Linked DNA regions of Homo sapiens: region 1 is linked to region 2. The links are chromatin contacts, found by Hi-C or POLR2A ChIA-PET in ENCODE. All regions are on one chromosome and are shown on one strand. The core of a region is the stretch at or near the end of the contact, and the rest is flanking DNA. Distances in the headings are between cores, read along the strand shown.

Region 1 (6,894 bases), core at 1,930-4,429, 340 kb before region 2:
GGAAGCCAGTCAGGTGGTTGGTTGCACAAGGACCCAGATCTCAAAGGGAGTAGGAAATTAATTCTGATTGCTGTTGAGTATAGAAAGGCTCAATTTTATGTTCTGATTTGTAAAATCGGGCACTGCCTACCTCTGAGCACCAAGTGTCCCCAGTCTGGCAGCTCTAATCACATGGCACAGAATCACAACTCTTAATTGAAGGATGACTCTTGGCTAAGTTCCACAGGACACTAAGAAGTTTAACACATAATTCTAGACCTCAAGGGATTTTCTGTCTAGATGAAAAGAGAGATCACATGCCTACAGGAAAATGTCATCAATAGAGCTTAAGTTGGTTTAAACAATTGTTATCATACTGGTTATGAAGTTGTTGAAATAATTCCCTATTAACAGACTCAAGTCTCCTGAGATCCCCGAGCCCTTGCACCGGTGTTCCTGGCTCCTCCTCCAGGTTCCAGAGCTCCCAAAAACTCTCCCAGGATCAGCAACTGAAGCACTGAAGCTTTCCACTACAGGCAATCTCCACAACCCTGTCTATCATGGCCCTGTCCATTCCGATTGGCCAGTGACCATCAAGTATAGGTTATTAAATATTCTGAATATCACTGTGGAGGATAGGCAGTAAACTTTAATTTCTAAACGAGTGGCAGAGATGCCAGGTGTTGCCATGTTAGGTGAGCTGCTAAAAGGCTGCCTCTGAATAAGTGAGCACTGGTAAGACCAGCAGAAGAACCACCCAGCTAATCCCAGCTTAATTGCAGAATTGTGAGCAAATAAATGGTTGTTGGTATAAGCCATTGATTTTGAGGCTGTTTGTAACATCAATAGATAAACATAGTACAACACCTTCCTTGAATATGTCCAAAGGGGTAGATAACATGCACCGCTATATTAGCATACTCAGAGGGGAGGTTTATATGATCTGGAGAGATGGGTGGTACACAAATAATGAGGGAAGACCAAGGCCCTTGCTATGCCCAATTCATAAAACATAATTAGAATAGTGTAAGTACAAGCCAGAAGTTGCCCAGTTAAACGACAGAACTGGGGATGCAGTTTGGGACTTTATAATCCCTATATCCATGCTAATCCCCAGAAAAGAGGGGGACAAATTATTTTCTAAAATAAGTAACTAAAATGGGATATGGAGGCAGGATGAAAAAGGTTGTTCCAAGGCTAGGGTTCTTCCAGGGAGTGAGATTTTTTTTGAAGACTAGCAGGTGATATGCTTGAAAAGGAAGAAAAGAGCCATAAATAAAAACACACACACACAATTCTAGCAGACTCTGGTTTCCCATGAACGCAATCAACAGAATAGATTTTGTAGTTTTTTTGTAGCTCAACATACTTACAGTTGCCAAACCATACTGTTAATATTTTACCAGATGAGTATCTTTTTATGATCTGTGTTCAATATAATTGATAGCACTACTAAGTATACTGAACACTTACAACGCCAAAATAAAAAATAATTTATTCTAACACTATCACAACAACAAACATCATTAACATCACACCAACCATATCACTTTTCACTGTTTCATTCATCTCTAGCCATTCCACTGCCCCAGCTCACCAGAGGAGTCAAGCTTAGAGTGTGGCCCAAGCTGTTGAAAGAGGGTGACCAGGATGCTGGAGCTCACGGTCATCAAAGGCCTGTCTGCATAAGCCCCTCATTTAAAAGAGAGAAATGTGGGCTAGGCATTCCCTGGAATCCCATGACATTGACAGTCTTGGAAGAATGAAAGAGTTTAAGCCTTTCTAGTCTAATGTCTAATTTGAGAGGACAGCCGACTTCTCAGAACGGAAGCCAGAGAATATTTATGACTAATCTAGTCTCCCCTTTCCTTCTGTAATGCTCTGCAGTTCTAAGAAGGCAAAGGACATTTCAAGAAGGAGAAACAACCTGTGCAAAGGCTCAGAGAAAAAAAAAGGTGGAACGAGGCCACATTTGAAGGATGATGAGGGGTCTCAAGAGGCTGGTGGGACCTGGATGGATTTTGACCAAGAAAGGGAGGTGAGTTTACTCCATTTGTATGTATCCTTGAGGTACATTAGCTACTTCAGGGCCAGAAATAGATGTTCTGGACTATGTCTTGATTAAATTAATAGAATTCACGTGATAGGATCCTCTCTATCTCATTTTATATAGTAGCTATGAGCAGTGTCCCAATTCTATTTTACACTTAATAAATTGGGAGCACACTAATACCAACGAGTGAAGACCTTTCCTTAGAAGGCTCCAGTCCTTGGAAAAGTTGATGTCTCCTCGAAGCCCTAAAACTTCTGAAGTCCTGTGATTAAAGTGGTAAATAATAGGTCATTTTTTAGGCAGAACAACCAAGGCATACTGTTATGGACTGAATTGTGTCTCCCCCACAACCCTCCCAAAATTCATGTGTTGAAGTCATAAGCCTCAGTATCTCAGAATGTGACCTTATTTGGAGATAAGTTCTTTAAAGAGGTAATTAAGTTAACGCGAGGTAATTAGGATGGAGCCCTAACCCAAGAGGACAGATGTCCTTATAAGAAGAGGAGAGGAGGAACAGCCACACACAGAGGGAAGACCACGCGAGGACACAGGGAGAAGATGCCACCTACAAGCCAAGGAGAGAGGCCCCGGGAGAAACCAAGCCTGTGGACACCTGGATCTCGGGCTTCAGCCTCCAAAACCATGAGAAAGTACATTTCTGTTGCTGAAGCCCCCCCAGGCTGTGGTGCTTTGTTAGGGCAAAAATCCCGAGCAGACAAATATGTACACCAGTCCCAGCGCCCAGCCTCATACGGGCCTATGTTAAGTCAACTCTCATGTGCCAGATTCTGCTTCCTCCAGCTTTAGGTACAAAGGAGGGCAATGAGCCGCCCTTTTACCTATGTTCTCTCAACACGGATCATCAAAAGGGGGCAGAAGGAAGTGGGAAGGAGGCCTGAGAAGTTGCCAAGGTAGATAAGAAGTCCTCAGAGGGTACCGCAGGACATTCTGGGGCTCAGGGTTGGGAGGACTTTGTGGAGATTGTGCTTCAGTCCTGCCCCACAGGACTGTCATGAGCACTGGTGGGTTTGAAGGGAATGTGGACAGAAGGAAGAGGCACTCACTCCCTGGAAGGGCCATCCTTCATGTTTAAAATAGCCTCAGTCAACCCTGCCAGATGACAGTGAGTCACAGGATGGTGGATTTCTTACCTGCCCCTTGGCCAGAGCCACCATCGTTGCGGCCAGCAGCGTGGCCCGGCTCCCTTTGTCCAAAACAAACACTAATGCAGGCAGGCAGCCCTGTGGGTGAGAAGGCTCAGGAGGGTGAAGGCTTGTTTTGGAGGTCATCCCATTTAATCCTTCCCTTCTGCCTTTCTCTTTGTTTCTCACTGAAGCCCAGAAAGCTTGCCTGGTCGTGATTTTTTATTATTAGTAGTATTAATACTAGTGTCTTGCCTTTCGGTTTGGATGGCCTGCAGAACTCATGCCCAGCAGTGCACGGCCACTAAGCCCACTGAGGCAGGGGGCTTAACTGGGCTAGGGGGCTTCTAGCTCCCAGCCTCTGTGGGCTATTTTTGCGGGTTTTCTCGCTCTCTCCCAGCAAGCCTCGTGTCTGTGGGATGTACCCAGTCTTTCCCGTGCGCGCATTTGAAAGGAGCAGATGAAAGCTGCTCCTCTGAGCCCGCCTAATTGGAGAGAATTGCAGTTTAGAGGTAAGGGTTGGGCCTAATAAGCAAGCAGGGGAGGGTGCATAGAGGAGGGGGCGGGCTAGGAGGAGAAGAGCTTTTTATGAAAATGTGGGCCTCCCCACTGTCATTCCCCTTCAGCTGCTGCCTCGCAGATGGACCCTTTAATTGAATTTTCCTACAGGCCTGGGGGAGGGAGTCATTTCAGGTCCAGAGAGCAATTGAAGTGAATCCGAGGGCTTTGGTTTCTTTTCATCAGGAGCTGAGGGCCAGGTGGGGTGGGTGTCAGTCTTGGTATTTTCATCTTGTGCCTGCTATCTTTGTCTACCTTGCCATTCTTCTCATTTTCCCCCTTTTAAAAATCCACACTCAGGATTATGTTGCTACATCCTGGACTTAGTCATCGCAGAAGCTTGGAGGAAGATGAATTAGAAAGATAGGGTTTTGTTTGATTCCATTGGTTCAACCTTTTACTGAGCACCTGCTGTTTGCCTAGGCCTATGTTCAGCTCTGATGAAGACAGTGGGAAGTTCAATGCATGCCTTCTGAGAATTTCTGCCTAATCAGAAAGAATGCCCTTAAAAATAAAAGAAAAAAGCAAAACAAAACAAACAGCCAATAAACAAAACCAGCCGAAAGACCACAGAATGAGGCATGACATTCTAAACGGAATATGACCAAGCACTAAAATGTACGGGTAAGGCAACCAGAACAAGTCCCTTGAGGGTCAGAGGCATGTGGGCCACTTATTTTGGACAATAGACTGTAAATGGCCTGATATCAAAAAATGTACCTATAGAATGCTCAACACCTCTCTCTGCCCCGGGAAAAGCAAGAAAGCAGGGTAAGAAAAGGAAAATAGGGTCCAGTTCTCCACCTTCTGTGAAAATAGCAAGGGTGTGCCTGTATCCAGGATTCTGCTGAGAGTCCTGTAGGTTCGAGTATGATCCCAGGAACGCTGTGAAGAAACCTGAACATCCACCTGTCTGTATCTTCAACCATCTTAATTGAGCTTCACGAGATGGAAAATGTGGTCATGTAGAGGGGAAGAAAATCTCTTACCACAAAACCATGCATTGGTTCGTTCATTCATCAATGTTTAAGTGTCTACCATATTTCTGAGTCTCTGTTCAAGACTGGAGATACAAAGTCAAATATCACATGGTTTCTGAGGTTAAAGGAGGGTAGCACCATGTGGGCATAACTTAATTCTTTTGTTAGTATTTTATAGCAAGAAAACTTAGTTGAAATCTGGGCACAGAGTACTTAATGGATATAGTAGGTGAGGGAAGAACACGAACTGCCTCTGTATAATAGATATCCCTAAATACAAAACATTCTAAGCAAAGCAGGAAGCCTGTGAGTTCTTTATTGTGGCCCTCAGTGGCAGCCACGTGAGGCTTGGCATAGCAGTCGTCCTCTGGTGCTCAGGGGACAGTAACTGAAGCTACTAGGGAGGATGGGGTGACCAGGAGAGGTGAAACCAGAACTGTGCTACAAAAGAGGGAGAGGATTTAGATGGAAAGAAAAGGAAGGCTACTCTGAGCCGATCACCCCTGGCACAGATGTAGAGGTGGGAATGAGAATGGATATATAGAGAGAGGTGGCCGGCCTATCTGTGTAGGACCATGCCCACGGCAAATGGGAGAAATGTGTAGTCAGGTGAAGTCAAACCATCAAGGCGGATCCTCATTTGCATAATGAGGAATTTATTCTCACAGAAAAACAACAACAAAAAAATTAACTTTCATCAGGTTCCTGATACAACCAGTTACTTTTTTCATCTTGATTATTTATCATTGTCATGATCGTCATCATCGTCATCATCATCACCTAATCCTTACATGACTACTGTGAAGTAGCAAATGTAATCGATTGTAGAGGGAAGGAGATCCCGGTTCAAACAGCATAAGTGACTCACCCAGCATCACAGAGCTAGCGTGTGGGTGGAACTGAGAGTCATGCATCAGCTCCTGCACCACAGCTGCCTCCCTGGCAGGGAGCAGGAGAACAGGGTCGTGGCCAACATCCCCTTGCTCACTCCTTGGGTACTCTAAGTATTGCCTGGGTATGTGGTGACCAGGGGGGAGGCGAACAGAGCCCACCAAAAAGCACTGGGGTCACCATTTTAGAAGCTGTCCCCCTGCCAATCCTCTGAGGCCAGCCTGCCCTACTCTTCCTGATGAGAGGTACCAGGAAAGTGTTCATTATGCCACCTGCTGTGTTAAGCACTTTACATTCATTACTTCAATTAATTCTCACGCCAACCCTTGAAAGTAAGAATTATGGCTCTTGTTTTACACCTTAGGACATGGCGGCTCTGAGAAGTTGGTCTGACTCCAGTGACTGAGCTCTTTCCCCCGGGCAGCTGTGTGCTGTAAGATGCTACCTCTGGAGCACTCCCCTCTGCCAATGTCTTAGAGTTCACACTCAATAAACATCTTTTCAGAGATAAGTACATGCCACCCACTGCTAGCCACACACCTTGCCAACTCTACTTAAAAAATAAAAGCAAAAATCTTCAAGTATTGATTCATAAGGAGCTTGACGCATTAATGAGAACTGGTGTCAGTGGGTGACTTGCGCAGTCACCAAGGGGAGGAAGGCATCCCATTCCTCCTTGCTTTCCCCAGGGAGGACCCCAGGGATCACCTACCAAAAATCGTCAACTCAGCCTTCACATACGAATGCTTGGAACCTGGTGATCGATAATGACAAAGCTGATGTTTGTTGATCGCTGTGTAGCAGTCACTGTGCTAAGAACTTCACGTATATGGTGGGATAGTATTTCAAAGCAGGGTGTCTCAATCTTGATACTACTGACATTTGGCACCAGATAATTCTTTTATACAGGAGGTTTCTCTGTGCATTGTAAGATGCTTAGCAGCATCCCCGACCTCTTTCTACTAGATGCTGGTAGCATCTCACTCCCTCCCAGTTGTGACCATCAGAAATGTCTCTAGACATTGCCCAATGTCTCCTGGATGCCAAAGTTGCCCCCAGTTGAGGACCACTGCTTTAGAGTATAAATTGATGTGCCTCTAAATTGATATGTTGGGATCATTTGCCTCTAGTTCAGGCGAGCACAGAGACCAACAGCAATCCTTATCAGCTTTGACTTGGGCCATTCCGGGCCATTCTGCACCATCTGCCTGGAATTCTGGGTAACAGGGTCATGCCTCAGGTCAACCTTCCCCCATACAGCCAACACATAGCAACATGAGCCCCACTCATG
Region 2 (7,120 bases), core at 4,024-6,523:
CTTTCACTTGGCTGGCTGCTACTCATCACACTTAAATTAGAAAACCAAAGGAGAAGGGAGGGTATGGAACTTTTGTGCAGAAGGACCTACAACACTTGGGGGACAGATGGATGTTGGAAGAAAATAATCACATGCCTTTTTTTTTTTTCTTGAAATTGGGTCTCGCTCAGCTGCCCAGGCTGGAGTGCAGTGGTGCCATCATGGCTCACTGCAGCCTTGACCTCCAAGGTACAGGTGATCCTCCCTGAGTAGCTGGGTCTATAGGCGTGCACCACCACACCCAGCTAATTTTTGCATGTTTCATTAAGATGGAGTTTTGCCATGTTGCCCAGGCTGGTCTGGAACTTCTGGGCTTAAGCAATCCACTCTCCTCTGCCTCCCAAAGTGCTGGGAAGACAGATGTAAGCCTCCACACCCGGCTCACCTGCCCTCTTAAGCATGCATTTCTGAAGTTTGCAATTCTACCTCTGCGTCATTCCATCTGTTTGAGGCACTTTCTTTGAGTGGGGGCTGTAGAGGATGGGGAAAGAAGACTCAGGGACCATACCCAGGGATGGTAGTCTTAGCTCTTTGGAAATCGCCAGAGCTGATTTGCTGACTTGCACAATCCAAAGAGAAGCGTTTGATGATTTGTATCCCCATCTCCTCTGACATGACTATGGGAAGTTACATAAAGACTTCTGAGATGACGGTGCTACCAATGTTTTCCACAAAAGCACTGGGTTTGGCCATAGTTATGCTGATAAAAAGGCTGAGACATGGAGAAATATCACCACTGTACAAAAGGTCATTTTATCCTTGACGTCCCCAGGCTTCCCAGTGAGAAAGAACAGCAGTAATCATTCATATTGAGTCTCGTTTTTACTCAGCTACATCTTACCAGGCCTTCTTGAAACTGACGTGGACTCTCAGCATGGAAAGTTCCAGACTTAGGGTTTGTTTTCAAAAGAAACCAGATCTGCAGGCTAAGTAATGAAGTGTTAGGCCACAAAATACATTACCTCCCAGGAAAGCCCCTTAAACTCAGGCAAAATTCTCTCTTTATTTACTCACAGTATTTCACCAGAACTTGAAATTGTTAAAAAGTCTCTAACCAATGACACCACAGGAATGGCCCTTGGACAAGTTCTTGGTCAACCTCTGACAAACAACAGGGTGGACAGAAAAGAAAAAAAATGCACAAACCTATTTGCCAGGCCAGGTGAATGATGAGGTTTTTGTTGTTGTTGTTTCCATGTATTTGGCAGATGGTTACACCGTCATTTCTCTTCCTTTTAAAAGCTAATTCCAAATTTTCCTCTCTAGCATCCTATCACCTGAGGAAGCATGAAGACTTCAGGTGGGGGAGGAATTCAGCACCGATCGATTTTCCTTTCCAATTGGTTTTTTTAATGCAATTGATAATAACCAAAGACTTAAAAAGCCAAAAAGAAACTAATTTCAAAATGATCTCATCTTTCCACCTTGAAGACATATCACTTAATTGGAGACTCTCAAACAGAACCACACATCTGTTAACATTCCTGCATTTCCTCTATTGATTACCACAGGTCATTCCATTAATAGGAAATGGGCGAGCCAGGATATCACACTTTAATTTTTATATCATAATAGCTTGAGGATTAAGAGGAGGCCCATTTAGGAAAGGAATCACCCCAGGAAGGGGCAATTAGGAAAAGAGCAAAAAAGAGTTATCTTGCTGACCTTATCTCTATTAATTATGGAAAGTTCTCTCTCTCTCTCTCTCTCTTCAATTTTTATTTTTCTTTTTTTATGGAGATGGGATCTTGCTATGTTGCTCAGCTGGTCTTGAACTCCTGGGCTCAAGCAGTCCTCCTGCCTCAGCCTCCCAAAGTGCTGAGATTATAGGCATGAGCCACCGCACCCAGCTTCTTTCTCTGTCTCCCCCAGTCTCTCTCTCTCTCTCTCTCTCTCTCCCCTCTCAAGAGCTAATAAAACTAGTAAACAGAAAAGCCAAAGAAACTTAGGCTGCTCATGAATATTCATCTGAGGAAGGCTTCTGTCAATAAGGTGCATGGTGGGAGCTGGATTCTTCCCCTCTTCACCTAGGTTGACCAAGGGGGACATGAAGGAGCCCGTGCAAGCTCAGCCTGGGCACCCACCCATGGAAGGACAGCAGCCTCCAGGGCAAGGTCAAGCAGGAGAGGCCCCAGTCAGATTTCGATATTGAGAAGTACAACCATTTTGTGCTGTTTAAAAATACGGATGTGTAAAACCAGAGCGTAGTCATTCTTTGACATGCTGTGTGATTTTCCTACACAAATCAGAGCTTTAAAAGCCTTGGAGGGGATAAATGGAATCACAGGGCGAGTACAACAGGATACGGTGAGTCATTTCAACTTCCTGCTAAACATGAACCCTACAAAAGCTTGATGTGTCTCAGATTTTTTGCTGGGGGTTTTCCTCCTCGATTCAACCTCGGGTTTCTATGGCTTGCTCCTTCCTTCTTTTTATTTCTTTCTATGCATCACATTTGTCCTAGATCCTTCTCGGTCTATAAATAACATCATTGTGTCATGCTGGACACTGGGTTTTAAATGTCAGCATCCTGTGCGCAGCCTTACCCCATGAGATAATATGGTTTTTCTAACTGCATTCCTACAGCACTGAACTAACTGAGGTGTTCAGCTGCTAAAAATTTTCTTAAATGGTGACATTTTCATAACCCCAGGGTTAGGGGATGGGATTAAGTTAATGGATAGAATTTTCTAGAATTTTCTCAATGTTAGGCTTTTCTCCAGTAGACTTTTTTTTTTTTAGGTTTGTAGTTCTTGTGACTTCTTAAACAATGAACAAAAAGAAAAATGAAAAAGGAATGAATGTTTCTCTTGACGCAAAGAGGCAAGAATAGGATTTTTTATATTTCTGAATTAAATTTATTCTGCTTCTGATCCCCACCTGCCTAGCTGGTAGGAAATTCAGTCTCAGTCATTATTGAGGCTTCCTTCCCCCGCCGTGGCATTGTGAGTGCTATGTGGTACCAGGACTTGAATATGTGAGGAGGGAAGGAATGTACCAGGAGGTTGAGCTGTGGGGGCTGCCACTGTGGCCAACAGTCCCTCTCTCTCTGCTTCTGTTGAGCACTGGTTGCCTGGCAAGATCAGCACATCCTACTCTGAAAGAATTCAGGGAGCCCCCATGTAGCCACTGTGTCCACAGATACACCCATGGGACCCCCACCCTAACCCTACAGGCAACCTGCCACAATCCTCAGGAGGCACTTGGCACAAGAGGGACTGTCTGGGAGGAAAAACTTTTCCTCTACCCTCTTAGGTGCGGTGATTGGGGATGTGCAAACTAAACTGGCAAAAGATAGATGAGGACGAGAAAAAAAACAGATTATAATTGTATATGTACACACTGGAATTCACAAAGACTCAAGGAGTCTCAAGGAGGTGGTTAGAATTCAGGGCTTATATGCTACCCTATTAGGGGAAGGGGAGGGGCAGAGGGGCACTTCTGGGAAAACAAATGACTACTTAGAAATGGAGAAGAAATGGCACTTAGGGAAAACAAATGACTTTTTAGAAAGACAAATGTGCCCATAGGAGAATAAAAGGGAAAAATGATCTTTTTGTAACAATATCTGTTTGACTGTGGTACCAATTTCTCATTTCCAAGAAGAGAAGATTAGAATTGCTTCCAAGGAGGGGATTTATAAAAACTGAGTTCTTTTGGGAGGCTCTGCTTTTAGGCAGATAAGAGATTTCATGAACTCAAATGCCTTCAGCTCAAAATAATTTTTTTATGCCACCTTGGCTTATTCTAGACCCCTTCAGGGCCCAGGACCTCCCATGTTTAGAGATCCCAAAGCCAGTCCTGCTCTTAATTTCATGGACTCCCCCACTCCTTACCCACCAACCCAATTCAATTTCTCAACTGTGAACATTTTCTTTCATCCCTTTCCTTTCCCAGAAGGCCCAGTGTAATCCTACTCAAAGGGCCTTTACAACAAATATCAGGTGGAGTTGTCTTCTGGGTACCAACAAGTCATGCTTTGGTCTTATAAGACAAGACTCAGTTTCTCAGGAATGAGGAAGGTGAAAATACAACAGGGAGAACAAAAACACATATCTCAATAAACTGCCTGTCAAAAATATCAATGGAATGACTTAAAAACATGACTGTACTTTGGATATATGTATTTTTCTATTGTAATGTTTCATTGCATGCCCGCACATAACTTTCAGTCTCAATCATTGTTGGGGCTTCTTTCCCACCTCCATGGCATTGTCAGAATTGCTGGTATAATTATTTTACATTTATGGCCAGACACGGTGGCTCACACCTGTAATCCCAGCACTTTGGGAGGCCAAGGTGGGCGGCTCACCTGAGGTCAGGAGTTTGAGACCAGCCCGGCCAACATGGTGAAACCCCATCTCTACTAAAAGTACAAAAATTAGCCGGGCATGGTGATGCATGTCTGTAATCCCAGCTACTCAGGAGGCTGAGGCAGGAGAATCAGGAGGCAGAGGTTACAGTGAGCCAAGATCATGCCACTGCACTCCAGCCTGGGCAAGAGAGTGAGACTCTGTCTCAAAAAAAAAAAAAAAAAAAAAAAAAAATTTTTACATCTGTGATAGTCTGCCAAAAGCACCTGATTTTCAAGTTCTATATCCCCTGAACAAGTTGCAAACTACTGATATTGTATATGTGAAAATAACTTGTGCCCTGCCAAGCACATGGTGGGTGTAGAACAATGGCCTGTGTATTCTGAATAATACCATCTGATTCAATGTGGGGGAGGGAAAAAAGAGAATGAAATGTGTCTTGGGGAAGAGGGGCCACTCGCCAAGAAAAGGTGTGATCATGGCCCCCTTAGAACTGAGATCAGAAGATTTATCAGAGTATAGAAAGATTGCCAGATGAAAAACAAGATGCCCAGTTAAATTTGAATTTCAGAGAAATAATCACATTTTAAAATACAAGTATATATTATATGATATTTGGGACATACTTATACTAAAAAACATTCATGGTTTATCTGGTCAAATCTAACTGAGTATCCTATATTTTCATTTGCTAAATCTGGCAACCCTAATTACAGGGCCCTTCTAAACTATCAGCTTAAACCATTGGTAACATGGATACTGCACCCGACAGCGCCGGATTTGAAAGGGTGCCCTAAAGTAGACACCAAGGTGGGTAGGTCGAATAATGTAGCACATCATGTCAACATTGCTGCTGGCCTCCAGGCCTGCATCGCTTTTCTCTGCCGCAAGCTGGAGCTGGCACTGTTTTGGTAGCAATGGTTGCTGTGCCCTGGGCAGCAGGCAGCAAGGCATCCTGCAGGACCAGGGAGCCCTTGGCTGGGAACATTCTGTTTCCTTCACAGGTTCCTCTTCAGCCTCCAGTCCAAGGCCCAGTCTTGGGCCCCCGCTCTCCTTTCTTCACGCTTTCTCTAAAAGAACATTTTTCCAGGCTCACACTTTCTTTCAATCATCACCTCTAAGCGGATTTAGTCTCCAGGGGCTCAGGCAGCAGCCCCACTGTTGAGCTGCACTTGGGTTCCTCATCATGTTCTTAAACTCAAACAGGCAAAACAAAACTCACAACCCTCCCTCCAGACCAGCAGCCCCTCCTCGTGTCTTTGGGTAGCCCTGGTCTCTATTAGTCCAACCCCTGGTGGCATCTTTGACATCACTTTCTTTCCCTTCCCATAACAAATCAGTCTCCATAGTCTCAGCAGTTTTTGTTGTTATTGTTTATTTTATTTTCATGATATTGGCGCTCAATTACAATGCCCCCAAATCCAGGCTTTCTGTCTCCAAGTCTGTCTTGTTATTGTCATTCCCCTGCTGAAAAGTTTCCATGGCTTCCAGCTTCCTGCAAGGTTAAACAGAAACTTTTTTTCCTGTCTTTCATGGCCCTCCATAATAAAGGCCTGCTCTGCCCAGAAACTTCGGTTCCTACTATTTCCCAACACATTTCCTCTTTCACAGCAAGGCTCCCGACCTCTGTCTCAGGAATCCATCAATCCCATTTCCATCTCCACTGCCCCTTTCCCCATGGAGAATGTTCTTGCCTCCAGCTGTCTAAATCCTGCCCATCCTTTAGAGACAAGGGCAATTTCCTTTTATATTGTGGAGATTTCCTTGTCTAATCCAGCCTGCTGGGATCTCTTTCTACAGCCTTTACCTTACAACAAAGGACTGTAAGGATACAATCATGAAATTTTCTTTGATTAAAAGGATGGAGGAGGCTGCTCCCTTCACCAAGATCCTGACTTTTCTCTCTTTGCACAATATTTTTGGTATCCTTTTGGGGTGGAGCAACTGAGTCAGGAGAAAGATTTTCCAGCTCCACAGGCAGAGTCCCCTCTAGACACAGACTTCCAGTATCTCCCAGCATCTGGTCTCCAAATCGGTGACACACATACTAAGCAAACGGCTTTGAGGAGCTCACTTTTCCCTCCAAAATGAAAACAATGAGAAAAATCTAAATTGTATTGCATTATGATAAAAATGTTCCCCAGTGTTAATTTAATGCATAGGCAGTGCTTATGGTTCTTCTTGACCTTAGTGAAACTTTTTTTTTTTTAAGGCTACTATTGTAGTAGATCTTTGGCACTGGTCAATGCTATGAGTCAACCCTTTGAGGAAGTTGTGGATCTTGGTTTGTGATTTATCCAGTGCTGCCTAGTTAATATCCTGACTTCTCCCAGCTCCCAGCTCTGCTCGTCCAGCGGTTTCCATCAGTTCAGAAACATGAGGCCCCAGGGCAGGACCGCATTCTCTAGTGAATCCATTTCAGATACTATCATTAAAGCCCATCGTGAATAAAGCTATGGTGGGCCTAAATCCAATCTTTGTTTCTGAAATTTGGTAAGGACCATCTTCTTCATAAGAGTTCTAATGCTTTCAAATTTCATAACTATCCAGATGGAACAAATAAAGACATTGATTCTAAATGGCCATTTCCCCTAGATATTGATGGGCTGGGAATAACAAGAATGATTCATGGAATCACATGAAATCAAATTCCATTTGGAAACTGGGTAAGGTAAAAACCGTATATATAAAAAATATATAAGAGGCCAATCACCAGCAATGTAATTTTAATCATATCCTGGGACCTTGCTCTAATTAGCAAGATCATT

The links. A loop is a pair of places that touch in the nucleus more often than their neighbours do. ChIA-PET counts read pairs that join two places held with the same protein, here RNA polymerase II (POLR2A). Pooled maps may share reads with other maps.
Region 1: a map of psoas muscle shows a loop between it and region 2 (2.1-fold over the local background). The contact joins two enhancer-like sites. A Hi-C loop is called at or near these places in 1 of 168 maps with a recorded cell type or tissue (psoas muscle) and 8 of 50 pooled maps. POLR2A ChIA-PET finds 5 or more read pairs at or near these places in 1 of 52 experiments (activated T-cell).

The regions. Positions count from the first base shown.
Region 1 is chr6:14,537,277-14,544,170 of GRCh38, forward strand. No RefSeq gene overlaps it. Among named protein-coding and RNA genes, the nearest start is that of LINC01108, 260 kb to the left of the region's middle. RefSeq lists an enhancer at 2,878-3,448. Within about 2 kb of position 3,180, at least 4 of the 41 ENCODE cell types and tissues checked have a DNase peak (open chromatin) inside an H3K27ac peak, as active enhancers do; they include psoas muscle, where a contact is called at or near this core.
Region 2 is chr6:14,874,955-14,882,074 of GRCh38, forward strand. It overlaps LOC105374945 (a long non-coding RNA gene), which reads right to left. Exons shown (of 5, transcript XR_007059473.1): 3 at 1-1,316. Among named protein-coding and RNA genes, the nearest start is that of JARID2-DT, 370 kb to the right of the region's middle. RefSeq lists enhancers at 819-888, 909-968, 1,751-2,251, 4,791-5,301, 5,302-5,811 and 1 more. Within about 2 kb of position 5,274, at least 7 of the 41 ENCODE cell types and tissues checked have a DNase peak (open chromatin) inside an H3K27ac peak, as active enhancers do; they include psoas muscle, where a contact is called at or near this core.